Regions from separate parts of the Homo sapiens genome. Here region 1 is linked to region 2. Evidence: chromatin loops called from intact Hi-C (ENCODE). Cell type or tissue: lower leg skin. All regions are shown on one strand. Each heading gives the region's core, and the rest is flanking DNA. Links, peaks and the distances in the headings are about the cores only.

Evidence for each region. A loop is a pair of places that touch in the nucleus more often than their neighbours do. Peaks named below come from ENCODE experiments on the same cell type or tissue, not always from the same donor. Only the 100,000 strongest peaks of a DNase experiment are listed, where the experiment ranks them.
Region 1: a loop joins it to region 2, with 4 times the contacts of the local background. A loop is called at or near these places in 3 of 110 quality-filtered maps.

Annotation. Positions count from the first base shown.
Region 1 is chr15:77,475,268-77,491,286 of GRCh38, forward strand. It overlaps HMG20A (high mobility group 20A), which reads left to right. Exons shown (of 10, transcript NM_001304504.2): 7 at 2,288-2,363; 8 at 3,028-3,243; 9 at 3,912-4,054; 10 at 7,703-10,336. The coding sequence ends at 4,048. Among named protein-coding and RNA genes, the nearest start is that of HMG20A, 62 kb to the left of the region's middle. In lower leg skin, for the core only: no CTCF peak of the experiment used is centred there; no DNase peak of the experiment used is centred there.
Region 2 is chr15:77,355,288-77,371,306 of GRCh38, forward strand. PEAK1 (pseudopodium enriched atypical kinase 1) reads right to left here. Exons shown (of 10, transcript NM_001385026.1): 2 at 9,876-9,938. Among named protein-coding and RNA genes, the nearest start is that of PEAK1, 57 kb to the right of the region's middle. In lower leg skin, for the core only: no CTCF peak of the experiment used is centred there; no DNase peak of the experiment used is centred there.

The DNA.
Region 1 (16,019 bases), core at 5,389-13,388, 120 kb after region 2:
CATTAAGTAGAATTTCTCTGTTACCTTTCAGAGACTGAACAGTTTCATTGAATTGCTTTAATGTTTCTTATTTTGTGCTCTGAGAATCTGTACCAAGGGGCAGTGTGTTAATGCACCTATGTGGTGCTGTCCTCTGCCCTTACATAATTAGCTTGATTTGGACTGCTCTGGCAAAGAAGAGAAAAGATTACCAGTCTGAGGAGAGTCAAGACTTTGGAGGAGAGGGATCTTTGTACCATGGTAATGGGAGCCAAGCGTCTCCACTTTACCCATCTAACTGGCAGATATTGAGACGTATAGCTTAGGTAACTGATCTCATGTAACTGCAGTTAAGTTGGAGATTGAATAAGATAGGATGATAATGTCCTAAGTCTTTATGCTGTCATCTGTGGACTTATGTTTATATCTGTTATGCCTTGTGCATGTTGGGATTGTGTGTCATTAAGTTTTGTTTTCCTGCAGCAGCCCAGTAACAGTTAAAGCATATGGGAAGCCAGCAAATTTGAGAGAAAGCCACTGCGAAATATGGCTAAGATTCCTTCTGGAACCAGCCTTTCTTGTTCATACATTAGTTTCCATTGAAATCCCCTAGGAACTGGCTCGAGGTAGAGCTTTGCATGTTGAAACTTGGGACTTTCGATTGATAATTTTGTTGTTCATTTTCAAATTATTCTGGGAAACTTTGCTTTCTTTTGTTAGGAAGAAAAATACAAGTAGAAATTAAGTGCTCTGAAATTACATAGCTTTTCAGTGTCTTTCTTGCTCAGCTGCCATTGGCAGGTGGTTCACACAGCCCAGCCCCCTTACTAGGCGGCCACCGTTATGAATACAGGAGCTCGGGTGTCAGATTTCCCTCTTAAGCTGTGAACTGCTTAGCTTTTCTACTGGGCACCAAGTCATTTTTGTGTTCAAAGATTTAAAAAACTAGTGGAGGCTGGGCACGGTGGCTCAAGCCTGTAATCCCAGCACTTTGGGAGGCCAAGGCAGGTGGATCACCTGAGGTCAGGAGTTCAAGACCAGCCTGGCCAACATGGCGAAACCCCGTCTCTACTAAAAAAATACAGAAAATTAGCCAGGCATGGTGGTGGGCACCTGTAATCCCAGTGACTTGGGAGGCTGAGGCAGGAGAATTGCTTGAACCTGGGAGACAGAGGTTGCAGTGAGCTGAGATCGTGCCACTGTACTCCACCCTGGGCAACAGAGAGGGACTCCCTCTCAGAAAAAAAAAAAAAAAAAAAAAAAAAAGCTAGTGGTGACAAGAGTAGGAAAGATACATTCTGTCTAGCTTTAAACAATTGTTTATAGGAATGAAATCTAGGTATTATGTTTGCATGTTTTTCATGTTATAAAGGTCCTGGGATCTTAAGATTTCACTAGCAGTTTCTTCATTTCTCACTTCCTGCCATTTTACCACCTTTGTTATGGAAAATTTTGAACATTATGCCAACACACTTAAAATTAATATTCACAATGCTTTCAACTTCAAATTCATTTTAGAAACGACAGCCAAAGCATCTTGAGTTATTGACTTTATTCTTAAAGATCATTGTGGAATATATTTTGCAATGATCTTGTGAGGCTTTTTTATTTTTAATGGCTTATTGGTGAATTAATTTTAGGCTTTGTTATTCTTTTGTATCTCACATAATCGTTTGCTTTCTAATTTTTAGAGCCTGGTTATTTCTGATTTCTCGGTCTCATGTGTTTGTTTGTTTATTTTTCCTGTGTCTAAAGAAAATCTAAAAGACCCCAAAGATAGGCTGCCTCTCTTAAGTAAATAGAAGTACCAATGGAATATCATAATTATTGCTCATAGCAGTTACATTTCTGCTTAAAATTCTTATTGTCCACTCTGCAAATTTATATTGCATAATCTTATCTCAGGGAGCATTTTACATGCATAACCAACAAAAGTGACTGAAAAAAAACTACTCTTTCTCAATTCCCACTGCAATCACTTTCACAACTGTATACTGTTGACTATTCAAAACACAAGGCTAAGAAATGGCTTCAAATTCTCCATTAGGGAAATTTACGTAACTTTGTTTTAAGGTTTCTAATTGCACAGTAGTTGTATACCTGAGAGAAGTGAATACTTTACCTGCTTAAGCTCTGTGAAAGTTGGATTCCAATGAAAAGATGAATACATTTCCCTCACAGACTCACCTGGACTGATTCCTGCTCACCCTATTCTTTCTTTAAAGAAGACATGATCATTGTCTTCAGGCACTATTATTTAATTTATCTTCTATTAAGAATTAACTGTTTTGTTCCTCTTGATTCACAGAAAGAAACAGAGGTAAAGGAACGGTCTGTTTTTGACATCCCTATATTTACAGAGGAATTCTTGAACCATAGCAAAGGTGATTACTGAAGTTTCTTTTTGTGTTTCTCAGATTTTTGACAGGGGACTTAGTTCTCAGAAGAAATTCATTGCTCAAAAGCAATGGTAGTGTTATCCCTCCTTAGGACTACTCAAAGACCAGTGAAGGAAAGCTAGGGCATTGTTGTCAAAGCTTCTTTGGTCTCTGGATGAAAGGAAATAAATGCAAATCACAAATTCACTTGTCTTCAAACTCTTAGCCTGGAACCCCTTGCACAAATAAAAACTTACATGGGAGTCCAAAATATAAAATAAGTAAGAGCAAGTCTGATCCCATTGTGGTAAAGATGGGTACCTACAGCTGTGCTTGGCCAGTCTCCCAGGATCCCCCTGCAAAACCCCTCAGGCTTCTGATTGTACAATTTAAAAAGCAAAAACTAACAAACAAAAAAATACTGGGAATTGAAACTGTTTGTTGCAATCTTATGTATGGAATGTGACTAGCTTTAAGAATTAAAATAGCTCTGGGGAGTCAGGCGTTTCATTGCTGAAATTGCTATCTGGAATGCCATAATGAGAATAGGGAGATGAGGTGGGGTAGCTAAATTAGAGGCAGCTAAGCAGAACTTCCCTGTAAGAGTCATTGGGACTCCTCAGAGACTCCTTCTAGTGCTGCATGTGTTCTGTGGGATGTATGTCCTCAGCTCGGGAAGCAGAGCTCCGCCAGCTTCGCAAATCCAACATGGAGTTTGAGGAGAGGAATGCAGCCCTGCAAAAGCACGTGGAGAGCATGCGCACAGCAGTGGAGAAGCTGGAGGTGGATGTGATCCAGGAGCGGAGCCGCAACACAGTCTTACAGCAGCACCTGGAGACCCTGCGGCAGGTGCTGACCAGCAGCTTTGCCAGCATGCCCTTGCCTGGTAAGTCCTCCTGCCTGAGAACTGTCAGTGACAGGGGTGTGTGTGTTGTGTGGAGTGGGGTGCTGTTTATGTTAGTACTGGTGTGGAGAGATTGAAATCTCCTCCAGAGGAAAATTAATTAAACTACATTTTTTCTTCTCTGGATATAATAGAATGTCAGTATTGGCTAAAATCGTCCAATGTTTCAGGCTCTCTGGTCATTCAAATTTTTGTCCATTTATATTTTAATATCTATTTTCCCCTCTTTTAAGCTTAATTTGCTATTCAGAACACTGGAAACTGAGTAGTAAATCTTGAGAGTGTTTCTTCTTATGTATGTTTGTTTGCTTTTTAGTTGTTTTTGTTTTAACGGGAAGGAAGGGAGAATGAACACTGGTATTTCTTATATACTCTTTCATTTTGAAGATAGTCATAGCAGAAAGCTGAGCGAGTCTAACCTTCTGTTACATGCAGCTGCTCATATATACTATACAGCAATTATATAGCCCATCTGTTTATTTAGAGTATGTGGACTAATTTCATTTCTTTGAGATCTAAAAGTCTCTCCTCTAAAATTAAAAGCATGTCTGTGGAGCAGACCACATTAGAATCACTGTTTCTTTGAAATTGTGTTTTATGGTACAACTGAATAGGGAGGATTTTCTTACTTTCTTCTTATCTCACTTCAGGAAGTGGAGAGACACCTACAGTGGACACCATTGACTCATATATGAACAGACTGCACAGTATTATTTTAGCTAATCCCCAAGACAATGAAAACTTCATAGCTACAGTTCGAGAAGTTGTGAACAGACTCGATCGTTAGGGAATGGTGAGTGCTCACTGATAAATATTTATATGCCAGCACATCATCAAAAATAAGATGTCATCAGACTTTATCAATACTACTAAAACCCTGGGATTACATTGGATGAACAAGTTGGAGACTTGGTTAAGATTCCTGTTGCATGGTTGTTAAATGTAGTAAATAATATTAGAAAAGAGAATCACTGTAGTCCCAGCTACTTGGGAGGCTGAGGTGGGAGGATTGCTTGAGCCCAGCAGTTCAAGTCCAGAGAGATCCTGTCTCTAAAAATAAAAGAAAACAGACTCAAGACAGTTTTTTCTTATGCTTGCTTCAGAATGGTTTAATGGGAAAAGCATGGTTTTTGTGGCTTGACCTCATTTCTAGCTTTGTCACTTATTAGCTGTATTCTTGGGCATTAGTTTCCCAAAAGGTTTTGAAAAGTGAGTGGGAAACTTAGAAGAAATCATCCCCAAAACAGCACTCAGAACAAAATAAATATAACTTAATTTTTAATCTTCCTTTTCTCTGGAAAATACTAATGATAATTTAGAAGTAGTCAGTGAGACATTGTATGTATGTGAGCCTACATAAGTAGGAAGCTTTTATATTCACCACTCAATAACACAGTGACTGTTGTCTGTTAAATGTTGATGTGGACTCACCATACAAACAGGTAACTCCCTGGTTTTGATAGATTAAAAAATAAACTCTTCAGCCAGGTGCAATGGCTCACACCTGTAAGCCTAGCAGTTTGGGAGGTCAAGGCAGGCAGATCGCTGGAGTCCAGGTTCAAGACCAGTCTGGGCAACATGACAAAACCCCGTATCTACAAAAAATACAAAAAATTAGCCAGGCATGGTGGTATGCGCTTGTGGTCCCAGCTGCTTGGGAGGCTAAAGTGGGAGGATCACTTGGGCTTAGAAGGTCAAGGCGAGGCTGCAGTGAGCCATTATCAGACCACTGCATGCCAGCCTGGGTGACAGAGCAAGACACTGTCTCAAAAATTTTTTTAAATAAAAAATAAATAAACTCTTGGTGGGGCACAGTGGCTCACACCTGTAGTCCTAGCACTTTGGGAGGTTGAGGCAGTATTGCCTGAGCCCAGGAGTTCAAGACCAGCTTGGGCAAAATAGTGAGACCCCTGCTTTAAAAAAAAATGAAAAAAATTAGCTGAGCATGATGGCGCACACCTATAGTCCTAGCTACTCAGGAGGCTGAGGCAGGAGGATCACTTAATCCCAGGAGTTCAGGTTTCAGTAAGCTAGGGTCACACTAGTGTATTCTAGCCAGGGTAACAGAGCAAGATTCTGTCTCAAAAAAAAAAAAAACAAAATAAAAATATAAAATTCTCAATAAGCAAAAAAGAGAGAGAAAATAAGTTTTTAAAAAATATGTTCAACAAATGAGCAGTAGTATGTATCCTTTTTTTTTTTTTTTTCCAGAAGAGATCTACCCATGACACTTTTTGGTACTAATGGTCATTTCTCAAATGGAATTGGTATTTATTCATTCAAATTCCTAGAGATAGGATACCCCTTTACTATGCCATCCCACAAAACTGGCATCCCTTTGCTCTATTGGTTAAGTTATTCCATACCTGCAGACATATAAACTGTGTGGAAATTTTAAGATTAGACTCTACAATGAGGTGGCCATATATGGATACTAAAATAAGAGTCAACAGCAGGATATGTTCCTTAGAATGGTCATGGGTTTGAATCTTTATTTGTCCTGTGAGTACATGAGCACACTCATATACATAATTTATATTCTGGTTTGGTTTGGACTTTGAGCAACATATATAAAGATAAATGCCTAGTAAAGACAAAGGCAGAAGTCTTTATACTTCTTGGTGATGCCCTTGGATGGTAACTGTACAAGGCAATGCATTATATTTTAGCCTCAGCCATGCTCTGATGGGGAAAGGATTACTATCCTTCTAGGGAGTAGCCAGATGGAATGGACTGTACTTCTTAGAGATGGCTGGACTCCCTGCAGAATAAAGAAGTGGCATTACTGCTGCTGCTTATGAAGGGAACAGCTTGTAAATCTAGGCCTGGGATATTCAGGAGCTCATCATCCTTCCCATTTTCGTACAGTGTTTTCAATTAGCACTCTTGTAGGCTTGAAAAGTGAGAGCTGGGAGAAACAGTGTGGAAGATTGTGAAAGAAAACATTAATTGATAACATCGTGTCTCTTCACATAGATACAGGGCAGCTAATTAAGTATTGACCCAAAAGTGGTTTTCCATTTTGAGCATTTTGCCAGTAAGACTCTCCTAAAGCTTTTTTCATCTCAAGAGTATAAACTATATTATTTGTTTTCTGATGAGTCTTTGAAAACTTAGAATATTACTATTATCCTTGATTTTAACCTACAAATATTTTGCCCCTGAAAAAATAGCTAAAAGTGTGAACTGTTATATTACTACAGATTCTTACAGTCTAGCCATGCAAACATAACTAACAATAGATGGTTCCCCACACCCCCAAAACTGTCAAAGGAAACAATTACAAAGACTGTGATTAATACTGGTTTGGCCTCATTATACAAATATGTACAGACAGCGAGGCTGATGTCCCCAGCACTCATGATGCAATTAATTACTCTGACAAGAGTTTGGCAAAGTTTTCATCCACTGTCAGGAGCCAGTGAGTGAAGGGAAGCTAATGGTCTACAAGTTTCAGAGGAGCATATTAGGGACCTTTAGAAATCTAACATTTTATATATGAAGAAACTGAATCCCAGAGAGGAGAAACATCTTGCTTGAAAATATCTGCGTAGATGAGTACAGAATCCAAGACTAGAACCACAGATATCTAAACTCTCTCATTCACTGGGTTTCTAAAACATTGCTCTAAGGAAGAGGTGGATGGGGGAAGGGGAAAGCACTAAAAAATCCTGAAATAGAGCATTAAGATACATAGGAAGTAAACAGATAAAAATTGTAATCCAGGAATTATAATGTTATAGAATTTTAGCTCATTTTAAAATTATTTTGATAAATATACAGTGGAAGAATTACCCTACCTGTCTGTCACCTTTCTTGTAGCTGAGTAGTACCTAGAGACAAGTGGAGCTAGGAGGAGGCCATGAGGGTGATTTTAAGTTGAAAGGTGACTACCTTATATAAACTATTAAAATGCATATGTTGCCTGATTTCAATGATAATATTTGGCTGTTTGAGTTTAGGGAAAAAAAATCTTATGTGACTGTATTTTTATTAATATGAGAAATGTTCTTGATTATATGCACATAATACATCTCTATACATGCAGATATCCTTAGTTAACACTTGAAGAAAATTGGTTTTGATTGACCATACATTCTTCAGACTAAAGTAGGGTACTCATTTTCCCTCCTCAGGTTTGTCCCTGATAGTTGCTTTTCTGTGTTTAGCTGATGATTTTCCTACCTCCCATTGTTGCTGAACTGGAACAGGGCCATGTTTCTCATTGAAATGTTATGTAAAACATCTCAATGAGGTTGCCTGCTTACAGCTTTATGAGTTCTTCAGTTTACATACACCCTGCACTCACTTTAACGCTTATGAAACCAAAGCATTTTTAAAATCCATAGCGCTAACCCCTTCCATTCAATACTTACTTTCTTGGTGTTATTTTCCTTGTTTGTTTTTGTTTTTGTTTTGTTTTGTTTTCCTGATTCTACAGGTCTTAGAACTCCAAGATGTTCCATAAGTGTTTTTACTTGTGAGGAATGAGAAGCCATCCATGGAAATTTGAACTGAGTGGGGGCAGAGAAAGAGTGCAGATCCCTTTGCTTGTGAAAGAATTATCAGTGAGTGAAAGGCCATCACCCCAGGAAGCCAAATGAGGGAGCAGCAACATGTATATGAGCTTCCTATGGAATTGTCCTTATGTGAAGCTTTGAAGGTGTACAGCCACTCTCCCGGGTCTTCAGGTTCCTACCATTTCCATTTCTGTTAAAGTGGATCTGCATATCTTCAGCTTACTAGGTGACCCGGATGCTGACATCTGCTGCTGCAGAAAGGAAGACTTTTCATTGTAATTTCGCTTAGACCCTTTTATCAGTGGAGCTCCAGTTTTCTTACCTAGCTGTCACTTTTTTAAATGCCTCTGGGGGTTATTTTTGCTTTCCTTGGCCCCCACCAATTTATACATCTCCATTTTCTGACCTCTGGACTAACTGGTTGCTCAGCAAGGTTCTGAAGGAGAGTTTCTTGCATTGGACAGGCCCAGTCTTCTCCCATCATTGCCCTGCTGTGACTCCAAAGAAAGGAGCTTCTTGCTGACAGTGCCCTGTGGAGCAAGGCTGTGTTTCCTACCCCACACGGTGCTCAGTGGGTGCCAGCCCTCAGTGTGGCTTTGTGATTGCTGCCCTAAAGGAGAATGCTCTTTCCTTCCTCACTGGTACTGCCTGCTGTTTTCTAAGCATTGCTCCTGCACAGACATGGAGTCCCAGCCCCAGCAAGGCTCTTCTGTTCCCATCTGTTGACAATGTCTTGTGGAGCATTTTTGCTGAGGAAAAGGTCACTTGTAAACAGAGGAGAAAGGGAAAGAGTACAAAGCCCTAAGTTTATTGTAAGTGAAAACTGAGGGAATTCCTGTCTTCTTTAGGAGTAATGATTCATAGATCTAGATAGGTGGAAATATCATTCAAAATAGTCACTTGAGCTCACAAAAAAAGCAAGGAAGAATTCTCATGTCCTTTGTCTTCCTTCTGTAGCCATTAACTGCTGAATCCATGTGAGGAAGACAGGCTTCCCTTCCTTCCCCCTCCTTAGTGATTTTTTCTTTAACAGCATAAGTAAAGAGGACTTTCTGGTTCATTTTTGTTTGTTTTGTTTTGTTTTGTTTTGTTTACAGATGAGGTCTTCCTGTGTTGCCCAGGCTGGAGTGCGGTGGCTATTCACAGATGCTATCATAGCACACTACAGCCTACAACTCTTGGGCTCAAGCATCACGCCTAGCAGTTTCTGGTTCCTTTAACAGCAAAAGGAAAGAGAGGTTCTGATTCTTACCTCAGGGTTTTTTGGTTGTTCATTGTTTTTGTTTTTGTTTTTGTTTTGACACTGCAGAGCACAAGGCTAAAGGTTACAGCTGAGATCTTTGGAACCAAAGGCAGAGCAAGCAGAGCCCGTTGTCTGGGCCCCACACCACTGCAGGCAGGTGGATAGAAGTGCGGCCCCTCTCATAGTATGCCCATAAGTCAGGGCATAGGGCAGAACTACCTGTCATGTTGCTACACCATCCTGTCTTCTCAGCATCTCCTTGCCTGTTTTCTTTATTAGTCCAAAGGAAAACAACAGCAACAAAATCTGTTTTTAAAATGTCTTATATGAACATATATCAAATATCCATGCGCTGAAACCCACATACCATCACTTGGCAATTTTTTAGAATAAGACCCCATTATTATCTATTGCTATAAACCTAGCCAGTTCTCTTGCTCTTCTGTATTTTCCTATTTCCCTGCCATCATCTGCTATTTCTGCCACTTCTCTTAGACTCCTTGTCTGCAAAGCCCAAGCTAGAACTCACTGTCTATGGCAGAAGGACATCCAGAGCCCATTCTGGAGTTTTGTTTTTTCCTTCTGCCAGATGCTTTGTGTCCTGTCTTCCTTCCTCCTCATATTTCTGTTTCTCATTTGTGTTCAGTTTTGTGCAGCATTGCTAGCACTGCTTTTGTGACCAGAAAAGGCCATAACATGGTCCAGGATCATCATTCTTCTGACTCTAGATGGGACACTTGACAGTGACTTGAAACATTTGCATATTCAGGAATGCATGAGATTTCAAGAGAGCCTACAGTATGAAATCATTTTCACAAAATAAGCAGCTTGCTTCTGAAATGCTGTCTTTCCCAGTAGCTACTCACCTGCCTCTGGTGGCTGGGATTCAGATGCCACAAAACTGTCAGTATCTATAGACCAGGTCTGTGCCACCTCCTCTCTCCTCTGTGCTCAGTGAGGAGGCAGTAAATGAAGTTACAGGCTAGCACAATACCTAACTCATGTTTCCCAGTACACCTGTAGATATTACTGTACTTTTATGTTCTCAAGAAATAAGTTGTTGCCTATTCAGTGTTACAGATTTCTTTGTTTCTTTTTAATTAAAATACAAGAAGCAGCTGAGGAAAGGGAGACAAGGTATTTTATTTCTGACTGATTTTAGAAAAAACTTGTGTACATGTGTTTGGAACTGTTGAAATGCCAAGTTTTCTGTATAAGTGTTTTTGTAATTAAACTTTCAGATTTTCTTTGTTTTTTAAGAAGTTGATGTGCTTGTTTGACATTTGTCTCATTAAAACTTTTCTACGTTGAATTCACCTGTTTCAATTTTACTTGCTTTGTAACAAAAAGTCCTACCTCTGGCCGGGCACGGTGGCTCATGCCTGTAATCCCAACACTTTGGAAGGCCAAGGCAGGCAGATCACGAGGTCAAGAAATCGAGACCATCCTGGCCAACCTGGTGAAACCCCGTCTCTACTAAAAATACAAAAATTAGCCGGGCATGGTGGCATGAGCCTGTAGTCCCAGCTACTCAGGAGGCTTAGGCAGGAGAATCACTTGAACTTGGGAGGTGGAGGTTGCAGTGAGCCGAGATCGTGCCACTGCACTCCAGCCTGGCAACAGAGCGAGACTCCGTCTCAAAAAAATAAAAAATAAATAAAAAAGTTCTATTTCTGTTTTTTCCTCTTAAAGACTTTGTCAACTCTACATTAATCATGACATCTGTTATGCTTTTAAAACAGTAACACATTCATTTTACTAATTGCTACTTCAAAATGTATCTTTACCGGTTTGAGAAGTCAGCTCTTTTAATGTATGCTGTAACAATACAGTGAATTCTAATTCATTTTAATATAGCAGTAGTATTCTGAAGACAACTTACAAGGATGTTTTTAAAGTCAGTGACTCTGATGTCCCCTTGATAGAAGATCATTTGATAGAAGAAAGGAGATGTGCTTAAATGCTTGCTTTTTTTTTTTTTTTTTTGAGATGGAGTTTTGCTCTTGTTGCCCAGCCTGGAGTGCAGTGGCACGATCTCCGCTCACTGCAAACTCCGCCTTCCAGTTTCAAGCGATTCTCCTGCCTCAGCCTCCCGAGTAGCTGGGATTACAGGTGCACGCCACCATGCCCAGCTAATTTTTGTATTTTTAGTAGAGACAGGGTTTCACCATGTTGGCCAGGCTGGTCTTGAACTCCTGACCTTGTGATCCACCAGCCTCGGCCTCCCAAAGTGCTGGGATTACAGGCATGAGCCACCACGCCCAGCCAAATGCTTGCTTTTTGAAAATAACTAATCAAAATATTTTTAAAGGAAATTTGTCACCTATTTCTACTATGCTTTTAAAAATCCTAGGGGTGAGGCAACCTGGTTTCCAGAGCCTGCTGCTCTCCAAGTAGCCATTTGTGTGGCATTGGGCAAGTCTTGATTTGTTTCAACTCCAGTTTCCTCTTCTGACATAACACGTGCCTCAGCAATCCTGTACTATTGTAAGAAGGATAGAGTAAGGTAACAGAATCCACCTTGCCTTGGAGGACAGGAAGATAGGAAGTATCTGTTACATGATTGCCAGTAACTATCAGGGTATCTCAGTTAGGATTGAGTTTGGCTCTACATTAAGCAGAACTAGCAACAGCTTAAATAAGAAGTGTGTCTTTCTCATAGAAAACTATGCCAAAGTTGGGCAGTTAAAGGCTAGTATGGAGGCTCCTGTCTGTTCCACAACATGATCTTTCTCAAGGTCACCCCGTGGTCCAAAATAGCCACTTGACCATCAGCCATCACTCTGAAATTCCTGGCAGCATGAGGAAAAGAGGGCAAGGACAAAATGAGCAAACCTAGCTGAGTCAGGGCCCTCTAAAGAGTCTTCCTGGAAATCGTATTCAACACTTTCACTTAATTTGGCCAGAACTCAATCATGTGACTATAGCTAGCTATAAAGGAGGCCAAGAAATATCATTTTTGCATGGACGTCACTGTGCCCAACAATACAGGTTTTAGTAAGGAAGAAGGAGAAAATGAATATAGAGTAGGCAACTAATGTTAATTTCATAACTATGTGTGACTTCATTTATGCACTCTAAGCCCAACCCCGCCATGCTAGTGAATGGAGTGCATTATCTTGCCTTTGTCTCTTGGCCATTTGAGAATGACCATGTACTTCCGTGATACTTTTTTCCCCCGGAGAGCCAGAAAGCCAAAAACTGGCTTCCATCTGAGTTGCCATTTCCTGTTCCCATCTAGCTCTTCCCCTACCCTACAACAGCTGGTGGCCAGTCTTGTTTAGTAAAAATCAACATAAACAGGTGGTAATACTTCCCCTAGTTGTTTGTTCCCTTTCTCTAACTGCTCAGCATCTGCTGAATTGAAACAACACCAGGACAAGCTTTCCCTAAGGGTGGGGAAATTGAAGTATTGCTTAGCGGAAAAGCTCATAGCTACTTCCTGCCCTCTGAAAGAATTTCCTGCCTTGCAACTGAGAGTTCCAAGTCAGGGGTTTTTTCTTTGTTTTATTTGTTTACCTTTGATATATAGCCTGCACTCAAATATATACTTCAGTATCTATGGATATAAGCAGTAGTTTATATGCCAGCCCATTAAAGAAATCAGGATTGAGAATCAGACTAGGTGAAATTGTTAATGTACATCTGCTCATCCAGAAACCATTTCAGTTTAGTTTTCACAAGACTATGTGTCTACAGGGGGAAACTTTTGCCAGAGGTAGAAATGTAAATTCTCTTAGCTTAGTGAAATGCAAAAGGAGGAGCCACAAGAAGATAAGAATGGCATTGGGAAATTAAGTGCATGGCCAATGCAGATTTTCCAGATAGAAGGATTTTTATAAACCACCTGCAACACCAGATCAGTGGGAGGATGTCTTATATGTTTATGTGGGAATATGTAAGATTCAGTGTAAGAGATTCTCTTATTTGAATCTCTCTCTCACACACACACACCATCCAACACTTAAGAGCCAGAGTTTTTTATACCAACTTCTCTTCATTTCACTTTAATTCACCCTTTATTTGGGAATACAAAGATGTTTATAAAACATGGTTTCTGCCCTCCATAATTTCTGATAATCTAGTGGGAAGGACAGACTTGTACATAAATATTTCTAACATAGGGCAGCTTGTATTAATAGTTTTAATAGAGACAAATAATTTTTAGAGAGTGAAAAAGTTATTTGAATCTTACCTGATGAGATATTTTTTCCATAAGTGCAAAAGAGTTTGCAATAGAGAGTAGATCTGAGTCAGGGTGGGGGATCAGTATCTTAACTAATTAATAAGGGCTTTATCTGGAATGTAAATGAAATATGAAAATCTGAACTGATAGCTATCAGAGTTTGTCTGGTAGAGGTTGAGGTAGCTGGAAGGTCAGAACATTTGGATTAATTGTAATTTAGACAAGCAGTTTTTCAAAGTTCACTTTTGATTCATTCATAGATCATTAAATCAGTAAGTTGGTCAAAAACATTTTTAAAAATTAAAATGAGAAACTATCAGAATGCACTACAGGTAGTTAAGGGTATTATTTTGTGAAACTTACACTTCAGATACAGTCATATGTCTACATACACTTTTAATGTAAAATGTGTTTCTTACCATGGGATCACAATAAAGATAGTCAATGACTGTTTTATTACCTCTGAAATTGGACAACACTGCTGGGTTCAGGTCTGGATTCTGCTGCTTTCCTCTTACGTGACCTTAGGCAAGTTGCATAAACCACTGTATGACTTAAGTTTTCTCATCTGTAACATAGTGATATTTATCATTTCTGTCCTGTAGAGTTTTTATGTAGATTAGTCAATCCATGTAAAACACTTAGAATAGTGCCTCTCATAGAGTAGAAGACACTTAAATATAAGTTGTTATAATTTGTGGAAGACTAAAGGGAAAAGAGAAATAACAGACATATACCATAGGCCACTCTGCTGTGCTTTTTATGTAAATTATGTAATTCCACAACTTTACAGAGTAGGACTACTGTACTCATTTTTACAGTAAGTAAATTAAGACACAGATCTGATAAGTGACTTGTGCAGTTACAGAACAGGGAACAGGTAGAGAAATGGTTTATATCCAGATAACTGTGGCTTTACATTCCACTATAGCCGTACTGTCTTAGAGATAACTAATGAGAGTGGCATGAGTTCAAAGCCGTAGCATGGTATGGTGGGTCTGAGAACTGGAATTAGACCTATTCAACAATATTTGTTGAATATCTTTCTTGCGTTAGAAATTGTTCTGGGTCCTAGTCCCCATAGAGCTCTTCCCCTTGCTGGGGAAAAAGAGACTACAAACAAGTAACCTAACAAACTCATCTCAGCTAATTACCTAGATAAGAAGAAATGATATAAGCTAGGATAGAGAAAGGCCTTTCTGAAAAAGTATCTTCTGAAGAAAGACAAAATTGATTTGAAGGAGCCAGCCCGGTGAAGGGCTGAGGGTATACAAAGGCTGAAATCCTGAGGCAGGAATGAACTCTGGAATTTCAAGGCATAGAAAAAGCTGGTGAGGCTGGAGCAGAGTAAACGAGAGGCAGAGTGGCTTTGAAGTTGCAAGGCAGGCAATAGCAAGATCATGTAGATCCTCAGAAGTGTCGTAAAGAGTTTGCAGTTTGTCATAAGTGTAATGTGAAGAGAGTTCTACACAACTGAGTGACAAGATCTGATTTCTGTTTTTAAAGGGTCACTCTAGGCCGGGCGTGGTGGCTCATGCCTGTAATCCCAGCACTTTGAGAGGTGGGAGTGGGCAGACCACTTGAGGCCAGGAGTTGGAGACCAGCCTGGCCAACATGGTGAAACCATGTTTGTATTTTTCTACTAAAAATACAAAACAAAATTAGCTGGACGTGGTGGCGCGCATCTGTAATCCCAGCTACTCAGGAGTCTGAGGCATGAGAATCCCTTGAACCCAGGAGGTGGGGGTTGCAGTGAGCCAAGATTGTGCCACTGCACTCCAGCCTGAGTAACAGAGCAAGACTCTGTCTCAAAAAATAAAAAGTAAAATAAAATAAAGGGTCACTCTGGCTGCTGTATAGAGAATTGTGGGGTGGGCAAGAGAAGAATCAGAGAGACTAGGAGAAGGCTGGCATAGGAACCCAAGTGAGAAATGACAGTGGCTTAGCCTAGAGTGGTGGGAAAAGGCAGATTAATTCAGGATATAGTTTGGGAGTATAATGGACAGGAATTGCTGAGGAGTGGGATGTGGAGAATGAAAGAAAAAGAAGAATGACTCAGTTTTTCCTGGGCACAGTGGCTTACGCGTGTAATCCCAGTACTTTGGGAGGCCAAGGCGGGTAGATTTCTTGAGCCCAGGAGTTCAAGACCAACCTGGGCAACGTGGTGAAACCCCATCTCTATAAGAAAAAGAAGAAGAATGACTCAGTTTTTTTGGCTTGGAAAACTGGGTAATGGAGAGAGGTGCCATGGCCTGAGATTGCAGACTTAAGTATGAAACATCACGGAAGAAAAATCAAGGATTTGTTTTTGACTGGCTAAACTTGAAGTCCCAACAACAGATGAGCCCCTGGGCAAGACACACATCTCCCTGCTATCAGTTAAAAAGTTCCTTTCAGTTCCTAAAAGTCTGTGGTTCCTTGAGATTCTAAGTTCAGGTCAGTGTTTGCTAACATTCCTTCTATCCTCAGCGCATGTGCACACATGTAGATCCAGTTACGTTGTGCGTTGAACTGTGAAATTAAGGAATGGTCTCCTTTTTAATTCTTGACGCTTCTTAGGAAAAGAATTTTTAAAACTTGCATCTGCATTTGTTTAAGATTGACATAAAGCAGCTGAATGTTCTAGGATATAAAAATCATGCCATAACCTGACCATTAGAAAATCCTGGGGCAAGAAATGGAAAGCGTCTGCTTAAAAGAGACTGGTCAAAAATATATTTGGCATCATTCAAAGAAGGGTAATGTGAGAAGACATCACTGATACAGTCAGAAGGTTTAAAGACTCAGCAAATGGGCTCCTGTGAGGGGT
Region 2 (16,019 bases), core at 5,234-13,233:
CAAGTTTCCTTGATATAAGTAATTTAAAACATTTTAATACTATTATACATACTTATTATAAGTAAAATACAAATTTACATGAAAGATGCAATAAAAGACTTAAAAATTCATGGGCCATTTTGGGCAAGAATGACTGTTCAGATTAGAATTTAAAGTAAACACTTAGCAGAAGAGGAGCGACTTTAAGTCAGAGAGACCCTTTTATAATTGCGCAAGTCACAACACATTTTGGCCCCGCCTACTCAAAAAGCCATCCCTAGTTCAGTTCAAGTTCAAATTCAGAGAAGCAATACTGAAAAATCAACAAGATTCTGTAGGACCCTTTGCTGCAGCCAGCTCACACCTCTATATGGCCCTCTATGAAGGGCTACAGACCTGGCATGGAAGAAGGCTTACTCATGACCAAGGAGTCTTGAACTCATCCATTTTGGGGGGTCCAGATTAAAGTTGCCTGTAATTACGTAAATCAGGTCTAAGAAGGCTGAGAAAAAGTTTACCTCGATTCCAATTCCTGTAGAATCGGAATTATAATAGAAAAACTGCTGACCCCCTCCCAGAATATCAGCCCTGGAAAAGTTACAGCCCTGGAAAAATGGAGAGAACTCAGAAAAACCCCTGGGTTGACTAGGACCCCTGTGTGTGGAATGGTGGCTTAGGCCTGAGACAAGAGGCAGTCCAGCAAAGCTGTGGGATAACAAACGAGAAAAAGAACTACTAAAGTTCTATTTTGCTTCTCTTGTATTCCAGTGCCCATGTGCACACGACCTGGCCCCAAACGTGCATTACTCAGTGATAAAAATTCAGAACAGTGGTTCCCTCTGGTGAGGGATAAGAATGTCAAGGAAGAAGTCTGAAGGAACTTAAGGGGTAATAAAATGTTTTGAATTTTTACAGCAGAGTAGCTACATGAGTATATGCATTCATCAAATCTCACTCAACTATATATTTAAGAGCTGAGTATTTTATCATAAAATTGAAATTTATACCTCAACTTTTAAAAGTTTTTCTTAAAAGATCACAATAGATACTACTTTAGATCATTCAACTGGCAAAATTTAAAAGTCTGAAAAAAAACAAGTATTAGAGAGGCTGTAAAACAACAGGATTTCTCATACATCAATGGTAGGAGAATAAAATTGCATAAGCCCTTTGGAAATACACTTCGTATTATAACTTTAAGTTTAACATTCATTACCCTATGACCCAGCAATTACATTCATAGGTGTATACTCAATAGAATATCTTGCATACGCATAAGAGATTGACAAGAGTCATGGATAGTAATGTTTCCTGCAGCAATATTAAAAATTGCAAACACCTGAAAATAAGATTCTTATTCTTAATCCCAGGAATAAATTGAGCATGATCACTTTCAAATATTTAAGTTGTCTTTACGTTTCAACAATAACCCAGTTTTTATACATATTATAGTTTGCTCAAGGTGTGCATATATAGAAATCCAAAATTAAGGCACAGAATTAAGGCATTATAATGATTTTGTATTTTTTAAAAGATGGAATTTATTTATTCAACATGACTTTTACAAGAGTAAAGATAGAATTCATCTAAATGCTGGTTACATAAATTATACTATAACCACACACAAAATATCCTGTGGCTATAAACACGAATGAAGTAGATCTACATATATGGAAAAATCTCCAAGATACAGAAGTAAGTTTAAGAAGCAAAAAGTAGGCTAGGTCCAGTGGCTCACGCCTATAATCCCAGCACTTTGGGAGGCTGAGGTGGAAGGATTACCTGAGCCCAGGAGTTCAAGATCAGCCTTGACAACGTAAGAGGACCCACTCTCTAAAAAAGAAAAAAACATACATCAGCAGCGCATGGTGGCACATGCCTGTAGTCCCAGTTACTTGGGAGGTGAAGTGGGAGGATCATGTGAGACGAGGAGTACGAAGCTGCAGTGAGCTGTGATCATGCCATTGCTCTTCAGCCTGAGTGACAGAGTAAGACACTGTTTTTGTTTTGTTTTCTTTTTTTAAATGAGACAGTCTTACTCTGTTACCCAGTCTGGAATGCAGTGGTGCAATCTTGGCTCACTGCAACCTCCGCCTCCGGGGTGCAAGCGACTCTCGTGCCTCAGCCTCCCAAGTAGCTGAGACTACAGGCATGTGCCATTACAACTGGCTAATTTTTGTATTTTTAATAGAGATGGGGTTTCACCATGTTGGCCAAAGCTGGTCTCAAAAGCCTGACATCAAGTGATCTGCCCACCTCAGCCTCCCAAAGTGCTGGAATTACAGGCATGAGCCAAGACCCTGTCTTAAAAAAAGTAAGAAGCAAAAAGTAGAACAGTAAATTCTCACAGATCAAAATAAACTCCATATATATTGATGCATATGTATGTTTGCAAAAATAATTTAAAAGTAAATAAAGTGCTAATGTTAGTTTCTTTTGAAAATAGAGACAGAGGATCTAAGGTGAAAGATTTAATTTTGTACATTTGCACTATCTATGAATCATTTTATACTATCTAAATTTCTGACCACATACCTTTTCTATTTTTTTAATTACAGAGAAGAGACAGAGGCCCTCGAAAACTTTTTCTATTTCTAATAAGCAAACTCTTCCATGACCCACAGTAGTTATTCCAAACCTTTACCACTCCCCTCAAATCCCGTATCTCAGTCCTGTTGCCTTTTCCCACATAGCCAAGCCAAGGACCTTGTCCTCTGCTTCAGAGGAAATGAAAACTCCCTATATTTCCTAATTCACATCCACAAATTTGTCACTAGTTGCATCCATGAGCACTTCCTTCCCTCAGAAGAAAGAAGCCATTCCCGGCAAATCTTATGTTCTATCATGTGTTCTACATGCAATCTGCCATTTCTGCAAGGAGCCTGTTCTATTATTCTCCTCTCTCTCTCTACTTCCACAATTTTGCTCTTACCTGTTTCCTTTTTCCCCTACCTCTGTATATATGCATGTTCAAGCCTCTCCTATATTAAAAAGTACCCTATGTTCCCCTCTATCAAGCACCCTAAACTCATTCCTTCTGTTCACAGTTAAACTTCTCATGAGAGTAGTCTATACTCTTTGATAGTCTCTTCTTCATCTCCCATTCACTGCTAAACACACTAGAATCTGTCCTCTGTCTCCACTGCTACTAAAAACAAAAAACCAATCTTACTAAGGTCACTAAAAGACCAAACCAAAAGTCATGCTGTAAACTTTATTTTATTTGAACTTTCTCTGTAGCATCTGACACTAATGAACACTGCCACCCTTTTCGAAACACTCTAATCTCTTTGCTTCTGTGATATTTCTCTCTCCCGGCTCTCCACTGAGCATTGGGGGATTTAAAAATGAAAATGACAAAGTCCCTGACTTCAAGAAGCATAGTTTCTAAAATGAGAGAAACATACACAAACAATCACAACATAGTGAAAAAGTACAAAGTGCAGTGATAGCTTAGCAATCAACTTTATATGGGGAAGCGAGAGAGCACTTTAGGAGGAGGAAACTAGCATGTACAAAGTAACATATAAATCAGTATGGTTTGTACAGAAATTTTAATGGATAATGACTGAACACACAAGTTGTGAAATAAACAATCTGACTGTATCTATTCTATCTGAGGATAAAATAACAGTCTTTACCTCACAGGACTACTGTGAAGATTACATGAAATGCTAAATATAAACCACTTAGCATAGGGTCTGGCATATACAGAAAGATCTCAATAAGCGTTATCTCATATACTTTCTGACAAAAACATTCAACAAACTATGACTAAAAGAGAACTTCCTAAACCTGATAATGGGCAGTTATGAAATACCCATAGTTAACATCTTACTTGATCCTGAAAGACTGAATGTTTTCACCCTAAGATCAGAAACGAGACAAGGGCTGAGCACAGTGGCTCACATGTATAATCCCAGCACTTTGGGAGGCTAAGGCGGGAGGATCACTTGAGCCCAGGAGTTTGTGACCAGCCTGAGCAACATGGCGAAACCCCATCTCTTCAAAAAATATATAAAAATAAGCTGGGTATGGTGGCGCCTGCCTGTAGTCCCAGCTACTTGAGGGGCAGAGGCAGGAGGATCACCTGAACCCAGGAAGTCAAGGCTGCAGTGAGCCATGTTCACACCACTACACTCCAGCCTGGGCAACAGAGTAAGACCTTGTCTCAAAAAAAAAAAAAACGGTTTCAGCCAGAGCAGTTAAGAGACATGAAAGGGATCTAGATCAGAAAAGAGGTAAAACTATCACTATGACACGATGACATGATCTTACATATTAAAAAGCCCTAAGTAATCTATAAACAACTATTACAATTAACAAATAAGTTCAGCAAGGTTGTGTGATACAAAAATCATTATATTTCTATATACTAGCAATGAATAATCCAAAAATGAAATTAGAAAAAAAATTTCACTTAGAATACTATTAACAAAATAAAGTACTTAGGAATAAATTTAACAAAAGAATTATAAGACATACACTGAAAACTATAAAACACTGAAAGAAATTAAAGACCTAAATAAATGGAAAAACATTCAGTGTTTACAGATTGGATGACTGACTGTAAAGTCCCCAAACTGATTTAAAGATTCCTGCCTCAGATTCAACACAATCAAAATCTAGCTGGATTTTTTTGTAAAAATTGACAAGCTAATCCAAAAATTCATATGGTAATATAAGCAATCCAGAAGAGCCAAAACAATCTTGAATAAAGTTGGAAGAACTTACACTGCCCAATTTCAAAACTTTATTATACAACTACAGCAATCAGGACAATGTGGTACTGACATAAGGATAGACAAATCAATGGAACAGAATTGAAAGTCCAGAAATAAACCCCTACATTTATAGGCAATTTGTTTTCTTTAAGGGTGCCAAGATAATCCGATAGTCAGAGACAACTGGATATCTACATACAAATGAATGAAGTTGAACCCCTACATTACACCATTTATAAAAATTAAGTGAGAATGCATCACAGACATAAAAATAAGAGGTGAAACAATAAAACTCCTAGAAGAAAACATGAGTATTCCCCAGGACCTTGAATTAGACAATTGTTTCTTAGATACAACACCAAAAGCAACCAAAAAAATAAATAAGTAAATAAATACTTTTGTGCTTCAAAGGACAATATCAAGAAGTGAAAAGACCCACAGAATAGGAGAAAATATTTGTAAATCATTTCTCATAAGAGATTTGTATCCAGCCAATATATATACACATATAAGTTGATCCTTGGACAACATAGGTTTGAACTGTGTAGGTCCACTTATATGCATTTTTTTCAACCAAACATGGATAAAAAAAGACAGCATTCATGGGATGTGACACTCACCTATACAGAGGACTGACTCTTCTTTATAGGTGGGTTAGTAGGACCAAATGCAGGACTTGACTATGTGTGAATTTTGGTATACACAAGGGTCCTGAAACCAATTCCCTGAATATACCAAGGCACAACTGTATTTCTATTTAATGTAAATATACATTTATATTATATGTAATATAAATAAACATATATATACAAATAACCTAATTTTAAAATGGCAAAGGATGAAAATAAAAATGTCTTTAAAGCCCCTACCTCTCACCCTATACAAAAATCAACTCACAAAGGGATCAAAGACCTGAAACAATAAAACCACTAGAAGAAGACATAGGGGAAAATGCTCCAGGACACTGGTCTGGGAAAAGATTTTATGATAAGACCTGAAAAGCGCAGGCAACTAAAGCAAAAGAAACAAACGGGATTACATCAAATTAACTTCTGTACAGCCAATGACACAATCAACAGAGTGAAAAGATAGCCTGTAGAATGGGAGAAAATATTTGCAAACTACTCACCCCACAGGAGATTAATATCCAGAATATACAAGGACAAACATATTCAAAAGCAAACAAACAAAAAAAATCTGATTTAAAAATTGGCAAATGATATAAATGAACATTTTTCAAAAGAAGACATATACCAGCCTGGGCAACATAACTAGACTCCATCTCCGCAAAAAATTTAAAAAAATTAGCCATCGTGGTACATACCTGTAGTCCTGTCTACTTAGGAGGCTGAGGCAGGAGGATTGCTTGAGCCCAGGAGTTTGAGGCTGCAGTGAACTATAATCATGCCACTGCACTACAGCGTAGGTACAGAGCCAGACCCTGTCTCAGAAAAACCAAAAACAATCAAAAAAAGAATGAAAAAATGCTCAACATTGTTAATCAAGGAGATGCAAATAAAAACCACATTGAGGTATCATCTCACCCCAATTAGGATGGCAGCTGTTATCAAAAGACAAAAAATAACAAATACTGGTGAAAATGCAGAGAAAAAGGAACTCTTATATACTGCTGATGGTAATGTAAACTAGTACAACCACTATGGAGAACAGCAAGGAGGTTCCTCAAAAAACTACAAATAGAATATCATATGATCCAGCAATTTCACTACAGTGAATCTATCCAAAGACAAGACTATCATTATATCAAAGAGACATTTGCACCTCCGTGTTTACTGTAGCACTACTGACAATAGCCAAGATATGAAATCAACCTAGATGGCCAACAAAGGATGAATGGATGAAGAAAATCTGGAATATATATATACCAGAGAATGCTATCTAGTCATGAAGAAAAAAAAAAAGAAATCCTGTCATTTGCAGCAACATGGATGAGACTGGGACGTTATGCTAAGTAAAATAAGCCAGAAACAAAAAGTTAAATAAACACTGCATGTTCTCACTCATTGGTAGTAGGGAGGGAGGGACAGGGAGAGATTTGTTAAAGAATAAAAAATTACCAATAGATATGAGGAATACATTCTAGTGTTCTATACCACAGTAAGATGACCATAGTTAACAGTAATATGTAGTTTCAAATAGCTAGGAAGAAAATCTAAAGTTAACAGTAATACATAGTTTCAAATAACTAGGAAGAGGATATTGAACATTCCCAACACAAAGAAATGATAAATGTCTGAGATGATGGATATGTTAATAACCCTATCTGATCACTAACATATATGTACTAAAACATCACTATGTACCTATGAATATGTACAATTATTATTGTCAATTAAAAACTAAAAAAAAAAGAAAAAGAAAATGTTCAAATGGCCAATAAGCATATTTAAAAAGTTCATAATAAGTCACTAGGGAAATACAAATCAAAACCACCATATACCACTTCACATCCACTGAGTGGCTATATTAAACAAAACAAAACAAACCCAGACAATGTTAAGTATTGGCAAGGATATGGAGAAATCAAAACCCTCATTCATTGCTAGTAGGAATGTAAAAAGGTACCGTCTTTTTAGAAAACAGTTTGGCAGTTCCACAAAATGTTAAACACGGAGTTATTAAATGACCTAGCCATTCTACTGTTAGGTATATATCCAAGAGACATGAAACCCTATGTCCACACAAAAACTTATACACAAATAAGTGTTCACAGCAGAATTTTCATAATAGCCAAAAAAGTGGAAACAACCCAAATGTCCAACAACTGATAAATGGATAAATGAAATATGGCATATAGATATTGTGGATGAAAAAAAAGAAAAAAAAGTGTGACTTTTTATTTTATTTATTTATTTATTTTTTTAGACGGAGTCTTACTCTGTAACCCAGGCTGGAGTGCAATAGTGTGATCTTGGCTCACTGCAACCTCCGCCTCCTGGGTTCAAGCGATTCTCCTGCCTCAGCCTCCCAAGTAGCTGGGATTACAGATGCTCACCACCACACCCAGCTAAATTTTGTAGTTTTAGTGAAGACAGGGTTTCACCATGTTGGCCGGGCTGGTCTCGAACTCCTTACCTCAGGTGATCCACCTGCCTCAGCCTCCCAAAGTGCTGGGATTACAGGCATGAACCACCATGCCAGACCACTTTTTTTAGCTTGATCATAAACAATTACAGTCTTTACCTGGCAGGCTTCACAGGAGAAAACTGCCCTCCCCACACCAGATTTGGTGCATACCTGGTGCACTGACATCTCTAAAGCAAGCTGCAGTCAAGACTCAGGTATTCCTAAATGGCCATGCTCTTTACCGTATCTACATTAGTAGCCCAGGTACCTTCATTCAGAAGTCTCTGTGGCCTTTAACTGAGGCCTTTCCTTAGGCAACTATGGAGAGGCCTCCTCAACAGAGGGAAAACACTAAAAACACTTTCCTCCACTCTGACTCAGTACCTTCCTCCACTCCTAGCCTTTGCACCTTTTCCTCCAACCCACCCCAGATCTATAAAACAGCAGGAACCTTTTGCTGGGGGCTCCCTCAGCATTGAGAAAATCCCCACCTCTGTGTTGATCCACTTGACAGGAGGGAGCCTGCACTTTCTCAGCTTTAACTTCTTGCTTATCCTAATTCGGTAAGTGATTAAAGTAACTCAGCTCTGTGTCCCCAGCTAAGCTCCTGACACTATGGAATATTATTCAGTCATAAAAAGGAATCAAGGTTCATCCATGCTTCAACATGGATGAAGCTTAAAAACTTTATGTTAAATGAAAGAAATTAGTCACAGAAGACAACATATTGTGCAACTCTATTTACATAAAATGTCCACAATAGGCAGAAAATAAATTAATAGCTGAGGGGAGGGAGGAATGAGTAGAGACTACTAATGAGTACTTTTAAGAGTGATGAAAGGCCAGGCAGGTGGCTCACACCTGTAATCCCAGCACTTTGGGAGGCCGAGGTGGGAGGATCACTTGAGGTTAGGAGGTCAAGACCAGCCTGGACAACATGGTGAAACCCTGTCTCTATTAAAAATACAAAAATTAGCCAGGCATGGTGGCACACACCTGTAATCCCAGCTACTGGGGAGGCTGAGGTAGGAGAACTGCTTGAACTCGGGAGGCAGAGGTTGCGGTGAACCAAGATGTTGCCACCGCACTCCAGCTTGGGCGAAAGAGACTCCATCTCAAAGAAAAAAATGAGTGATGAAAATATTCCAAAATTAGACTGTGGTGATGGTTGCACATCTCTGTAAATATAATAAAAACTATTGAATTTTACACTTTAAATGGGTGGAATTTATGGCATGGAAATTATTTCTCAGTAAAGATATAATATGAATACATGATGTTAGTGTTCATATCATATCTAGACCACTATTGCTCTGTAAATGAGTTTGTAAAATAATCCTTAAGGAATGTAGATACTGAAGGACTCAGAGTAGTAGACGGACAGGCTGACATTTTTTTAAAGAAAAAAATAATCTGTTGACAATGATAAAAATGGCTGACAGAGCAGTCAGACTCAAGGTGGAGAGACTTACAACGATGTATTTGGAAAAATTTTAACAAGAAGAGGACTTGAGCCAAGACAGGTAAGAAACGGGAAAAGGCTATGATCCTACCTTTAGAGTGGAATGCTATCTATAGAAGCTTTCTGTAAAAGGGAAGCTTTCTATAGAAGGCAACTATTAACCTATATCCTTATTACAGAGGCTCCCAAACAGGGAACTACAGAAAGTCATCAAGTCCAAGAGAGTAGAGTGGTAGAAAGCTCTTAATAATGGCCCATTAAAATAGCAGTTGTTTTAATCTATGATTTAACTAATGGAAGACTTGTCTTCAAAAATATTAGATTATAATGCCAATATATTCTCAAGTATATCAGAGAACAGTAGTATGAATTTCGTCTTTGAGTATTAAAGATATAGAAAAAATTCACTCAAAAGTATTTTATCACTAGAACAAGTTTCATTTATTTCAAATGTCTTATAAACATGCTTAAAAGTAAGCATACTCTATATGTAGTTTTATAACTTTCCTATTAAAACACTCAGAGGAAAAGATATTTGATATTGCCTTAAATTTTTTCAAAAACAATTCTTTCTCATTATAAAATATATATTAAAAGGCAAATGAATTCATAAATTATCTCACCTTTGGTTTTTAGATAAACCACAAAGAAATGTCTACAGCATAAGTTCCAGTTTGGGCAGATACCTGAATTGTAAAAAACAAACAGAAAAAGACATGGTCAATATGGTTGAATCTGAGTATGGAAATTTAATTATTTCAATAGAACCCTAACTTGATCATTTACCTCCTAAATTTTTACGTCCAAGCTGTTCTTTAGATATCTATAGAATGTCAAGAATTAAGAAATTCTCCTGGACTTTCTATTGCCTTTGATTAATGTTGGTATTTCTTGAAATTAAAAGTATATCAAAACAGGCCGGGCACGGCGGCTCACGCCTGTAATCCCAGCACTTTGGGAGGCTGAGGTGGGCGGGTCACCTGAGGTCAGGTGTTTGAGAGCAACCTGGCCAATGTGGCGAAACCGTGTCTCTACTAAAAATACAAAAAAATTAGCTGGACATGGTGGTGTGTGCCTGTAGTCCCACCTACTCGGGAGGCTGAGGCAGGAGAAACGCTTGAACCCGGGAGGCGGAGGTTGCAGTGAGCCAAGGTCATGCCACTGCACTGCAGCATGGGCGATAGAGCAAGACTCCATCTCATAAAAAAAAAAAAAAAAAAAAAAGATACCAAAACATGTACTACATAAACAGGAGAAAAAAATCAATCTCCTTCATCAACTCAATTCTTCAAAAGAAAGTATTTTCTACAGTTTACACTCCCTATATTATGATTGCCCATCCTCATAGAAAATACAGAATTTAAAAATCTGGAAATGTAAAAGTAAATCAATAGCACATGTTTATAAAACCTAAGCAAATAAGTAAATTAAATAAAACCAATGTCTACTAAGTATGAAAAATGGAAAAAATGTTCTCTACATTAGCAAAGAAAATGAAATTAAAATGAGATATCATCTTTGATCAATGAAATTATAATTGTTTTAAAAATAAGATTATAGTCATTGGCACCCTTCCAGTTCTTCTCCTTACCAGACTCATGGTAAGATTGCACCTCACTGCCCTCTTTCAACTTAGGTGTAGAAACATGACTTGCTTTAGCCACTGAAATGTACACAGACGTGATGTTACACATTTCTAAGTATAAGCTTTAAGACCAACTACACAACTTACAGACCTCCCAGCTACTGCAGTCATTATGGAGTTCACTAAATGTCTCTGAAGAGAAAAAAACAACCCTGCTGACATGTATTAGACATGTAACATGAGCAAGAAATAAACTTTGTTGTATTATGCAACTGAGATTTTTAGGACTGTTTGTTACTACAGCACAATCTAGGCTATACTGACAGCTACAAGTGATAACGTAATATAATAATATATAATATTATAATAATGTAATATAACAGGCATTTTTGTACACTGTTCATAGGAATTTAAATTGGTAAATTTGTTTTTGTTTTTCGGGTTTTTCTGAGACAGGATCTCACTCTGTCACCTAGGCTGGAGTACAGTGGCGTGATCACAGCTCACTGCAGCCTAGACCTCCCAGGCTCGAGTGATCCTTCTACCTCAGCATCCTGAGTAGCTGGGACTACACAGGTGCCCACCACCAAGCCCTGCTAATTTTTGTATTTTTTGTAGAGATGGGGTTTTGCCATGTTGTCCACGAAGACTGGTCTTGAACTACTGGGCTCAAGCAATCCACATGCCTCAGCCTCCCAAAGTGCTGGGATTACAGGCATGATCCATACGCCCAGCAATTGGTAAAATCTTTCTGGAATCCCAGCACTTTGGGAGGCCGAGGCAGGTGGATCATGAGGTCAGGAGATGGAGACCATCCTGGCCAACATGGTGAAACCCCGTCTCTACTAAAATACAAAAAATTAGCTGGGTGTGGTGGTGTGCACCTGTAATCCCATCTACTCAGGAGGCTGAGGCAGGGAAATCGCTTCAACCCGGGAGGCAGAGATTGCAGTGAGCCGAGATCATGCCACTGTACTCCAGCCTGGCGACCGGGCGAGACTCCATCTCAAAAAAGAGCTAGAAGCAAACTAAAAGTACAAATGATTTGCTAAATAAGCTAGAATATTAAGCAATCATTAAAACTGCTTATCAAAGATGCTTAATGACTAACAGAAGAAACTGTGTAAAGGGCATACATAGGAACTCTCTGTACTGTCTACTCAATTTTTTCATGTATACGATTCAAGAACAGGTAAAACTAACTAATCTCCACTGACAGAAAGTAGGTAAGTTATTGCAGGAACCAAAGGTTGTATGAAAGAATTGACTGCAAAGGGGCTTAAGAGAAGCTTTTAAGAGTGATTAAAATGTTCTATATCTTGATTATGGCGGTTGTCAACAGGATATACACATTAGTCAAAACCCCTCAAACTGTACTGCACATAAATAATTTTACTAAAGTGGATTTTAAAAGTAAAATAAAAATGCTTAATGATAGGAAAATGCTCATCTGTTGGGTAATTTGAAATGTGTAATACATAAATTTGCATAGAAGAGGCTACAAATACATACAATGTTAATAGTGCTTTGCTTTGCATAAATATTACATAGGTAGTTTTCATTTTTCCTTAAGTTATGTACTTTCAAAATGCTCTAAGTAAGTACGTATTTTTATGTTTATTTGGTGGTATTTTATTGAGAACCAGAGCTTAAGCCTAGAATAAGCTTGAGGTTTTAATAATTTATTCATTCAGTATTCATTACATGCCTCCATGTACAAACAGCATTCTAAGTGGTAGAGGGATACCTCCAAGCTTGGGTATGTTTCTCCAAGGTTCAGCTAGATGGGGCTTTCAAGTGATCACCATTGCCAGTGAATGTGGAAGCATCAACTATCATCTGTAAACCACATCTGTTTATAATCTTTACGCTGGCAAATGACAGGTAAGTTGTGACTATAAAAACTGTTTGGATTCATGATTATCTGTTTACCTAATCTTCCTGAAAATAAGCTTAAATTTTCTACAGTGTTTAATATGTAATATATAACATATATTTAGAATGTATTATAATGTGTGAATGTGTTTATAAGAATATGTATTGATAACTAATCATTTAAAAATGTTATGAGTTTTGAGCATTTATTTACTTAAAAAATTAAAAGTTTTGGGCCAGGCATGGTGGCTCATGCCTGTAATCCCAGCAATTTACGAGGCCAAGGCGGGCGGATCACCTGAGGTCAGGAGTTCCAGACCAGCCTGGCCAACATTATGAAACCCCGTCTCTACAAAAATACAAAAACAATTAGCAGGGCGTGATGGCAGGTGCCTGTAATCCTAGCTACTAGGGAGGCTGAGGCGGGGGAATTGCTTGAACCCAGGAGGCGGAGGTTATAGTGAGCTGAGATCACGCCACTGTACTCCAGCCTGGGCGACAGAGCAAGATGCCATCTCAAAAAAAAAAAAGAGTTAAAAGTTTTACCACTATAAAAACTGCTTGAGGGTTTAAAACTCTAAGAAATTGTAGAAAAATATAAATGAAACATAGAAAGCAATAAGTAAGACAATGGAGACAAAGCATTAAGCAAAGAGCAAGAAGTGTTTGATTAATCAAATAGAAACACTGGATACATATCATTAACAAATTGTAATCAACAAGTAAAAATATAGTGAGAAAATACTTGTTTCATGTTCAGCAGTGAGTGTAGCAATTCAAGATACTGGGGACAAGGGATTACGACTATATGCAGGGGACTATATGCACTAACTTCTCATGACAGAAAAATCTGAGATAACTACTCCATTATAGGGAATACACATGAAGCAAAAGAGAAAGAACATATATAGAAGAATCTAATCCAGAACTGATTTTAAACCAGTGATCACTGAAATTAAATCACTATGTTTAATTATAACTATACAATATGTTGCCTTCTCAAGTTTGACATTTGCACTTACATGTTGTATTCAAAAAGTATAAAACTTCATAATTTACAATAAAATACAAATAAAATGCACTATTTATACTGATAACCATTAAGAAGCACTAAAATAATGTGTGCTAATCAGGTTACAGCTAGTAAAGATGAGTAAAATAGTCTCAGACATTAAGGATACAACACAGAAAATATTTGTATGTGAATCACGGTACAGATAGTAAAGATGGATAGACTCAGACACCAGGAAGTTTTCATAGCACTTAGAAAGACAGCACAAACCCAAAACACAAAATTGCCAACACTACAGGAATGCAAATGGAGAGTTCTTGTTAAGTATTAGCTTCTCGACCCTTAGAAAATACAACCTATGAGTCGTCACTGAAAATACAGACAGATGGGAAAACACCATCACCAAGTTGGTCTTGGTTTTCTAAATTCTAGAAACCATATGTGCAGGAACAAGTACCCTAATCAACTAAATCAGTGATCAAACTATAGCCTAAGAGCCAAATCCAGCCCAGGGCCTGTTTTTGTCTGATTTATGAGCTAAGAATGGTTTTTACGTATTTAAAGGGCCATAAACAAACAAGAATATGCAACAGAGGTAGTATATTGCCACAAAGTTTAAAAGTTTAAAGGGGATCTTTACAGAGGTCTGCTGACTTCTGAACTAAATAATTCATAAATGGATGAAACAGGTCTTAGTGGTGGCTCTGATCCAAAGATTTGAACTGTGCCATGGCATCATAGTATATTAGAACTGGAAGGAGGCATGAAGACCATCTTTCCTTCCCATGATATTGCAAAGGCGCTGACTATGGCTCATAGGTTTCCATCTTCTGGATCTACTGTATCCTGGGTCAAAAGTGCTTTACATCTCACCACAACACTGGCTCCCTTTTCCTTTAGTGAAGTAATCTGGGAATTAAAAAAAGAGGTACAACACAGTAAGTACACTCTCCTCCAACTCTCCACTGAGCCTTTCCTACACACAACTAATCAACTAAAAGTGAAGTGCTGATGACCTTCATATTTTACTAATTCAGCATCAAAGATCATTTCCTATTCTCCCCACTTCATCTCCCCACTTCATCTCCCTCTACTCTACTAAGATATTCTCTAAACCAAGCAAATTAAGCTACTAGCATTCCTGAAAAAGCATCTGTTTTGTCCTATGGACCTTGGTCTATGTGGTTTCTCTCCTATGGACATGACTTCCTTTCTCCACCTATCCAAATTCCTTCCATCCTTCATGGCCCAATTTGACATCCATGATACCTTTGGAAAGCTTATAATCCAATAGGAAACAGAGCTCAGGTACACACAAAAAAGTTTTAAAAATCTTGAAAGTTGTAATAAATAAAATGTTATAAAATTCCAAGAAGCAAAATGTCACCTCAGGGGAAAATGTTTAGGTACCACCTTGGGAAAGTCTTTGAGTAAGATATGAGAAAGAGCAGAGAAGAAAAAGGGACGTTCCAGGCAGTGGAAATGAGCAAAGGTATAAAAGGGATAATTTCTTATAGTAGTGATTCTCATCTTTTTGTTTCCCTAGATTTGCCTCTAACCAAGTGATGACACAGAGAATGCCCTCAATTTCTAAAGTCCCTTGCCTACCCATAATTTTGAATGTTACCAAAACCCACAGATTTAATGTGCTGATCAGTTAATCAAAATTCAATGGAGACAGTCTATTTCTGCATATGTCTTCAGATAACTTTTGTGAACATAAAAATCCAACACATCGAGCCAGGCACGGTGACTCATGCCTGTAATCTCAACACTTTGGGAGGCTGAAGCAGGCGGATAATGAGGTCAGGAGTTCGAGACCATCCTGGCCAAAATGGTGAAATCCCAACTCTACTAAAATACAAAAAATTAATCACGTGTGGTGGCCCACGCCTGTAGTCCCAGCTACTCAGGAGGCTGAGGTAGGAGAATCGCTTGAACCCAGGAGGCGGAGGTTGCAGTGAGCTGAGATTGCGCCACTGCACTCCAGCCTGGCAACAGAGCAAGACTCCGTCTCAAAAAAAAAAAAAAAAAGAAAGAAAGAAAGAAAAATCCAACACATCTACAAAATCAAATATAAATTCTGTGACTTTAAGGCTGAATTATGTTATTTTCATATCATTAATCAAACCAAAAGGGCTGAAAGTAAAAACTTCATTATTTTGGTTACCTTTTTACTAAGTAATTTTATTCTATGGATAGCAACCTTTCACATTCTGGTTCACTCCAAACCTAGGGCCTAGTAGATGCTACCTAAATACCTGTTGAATTAATAATATTGGAACATAATATATA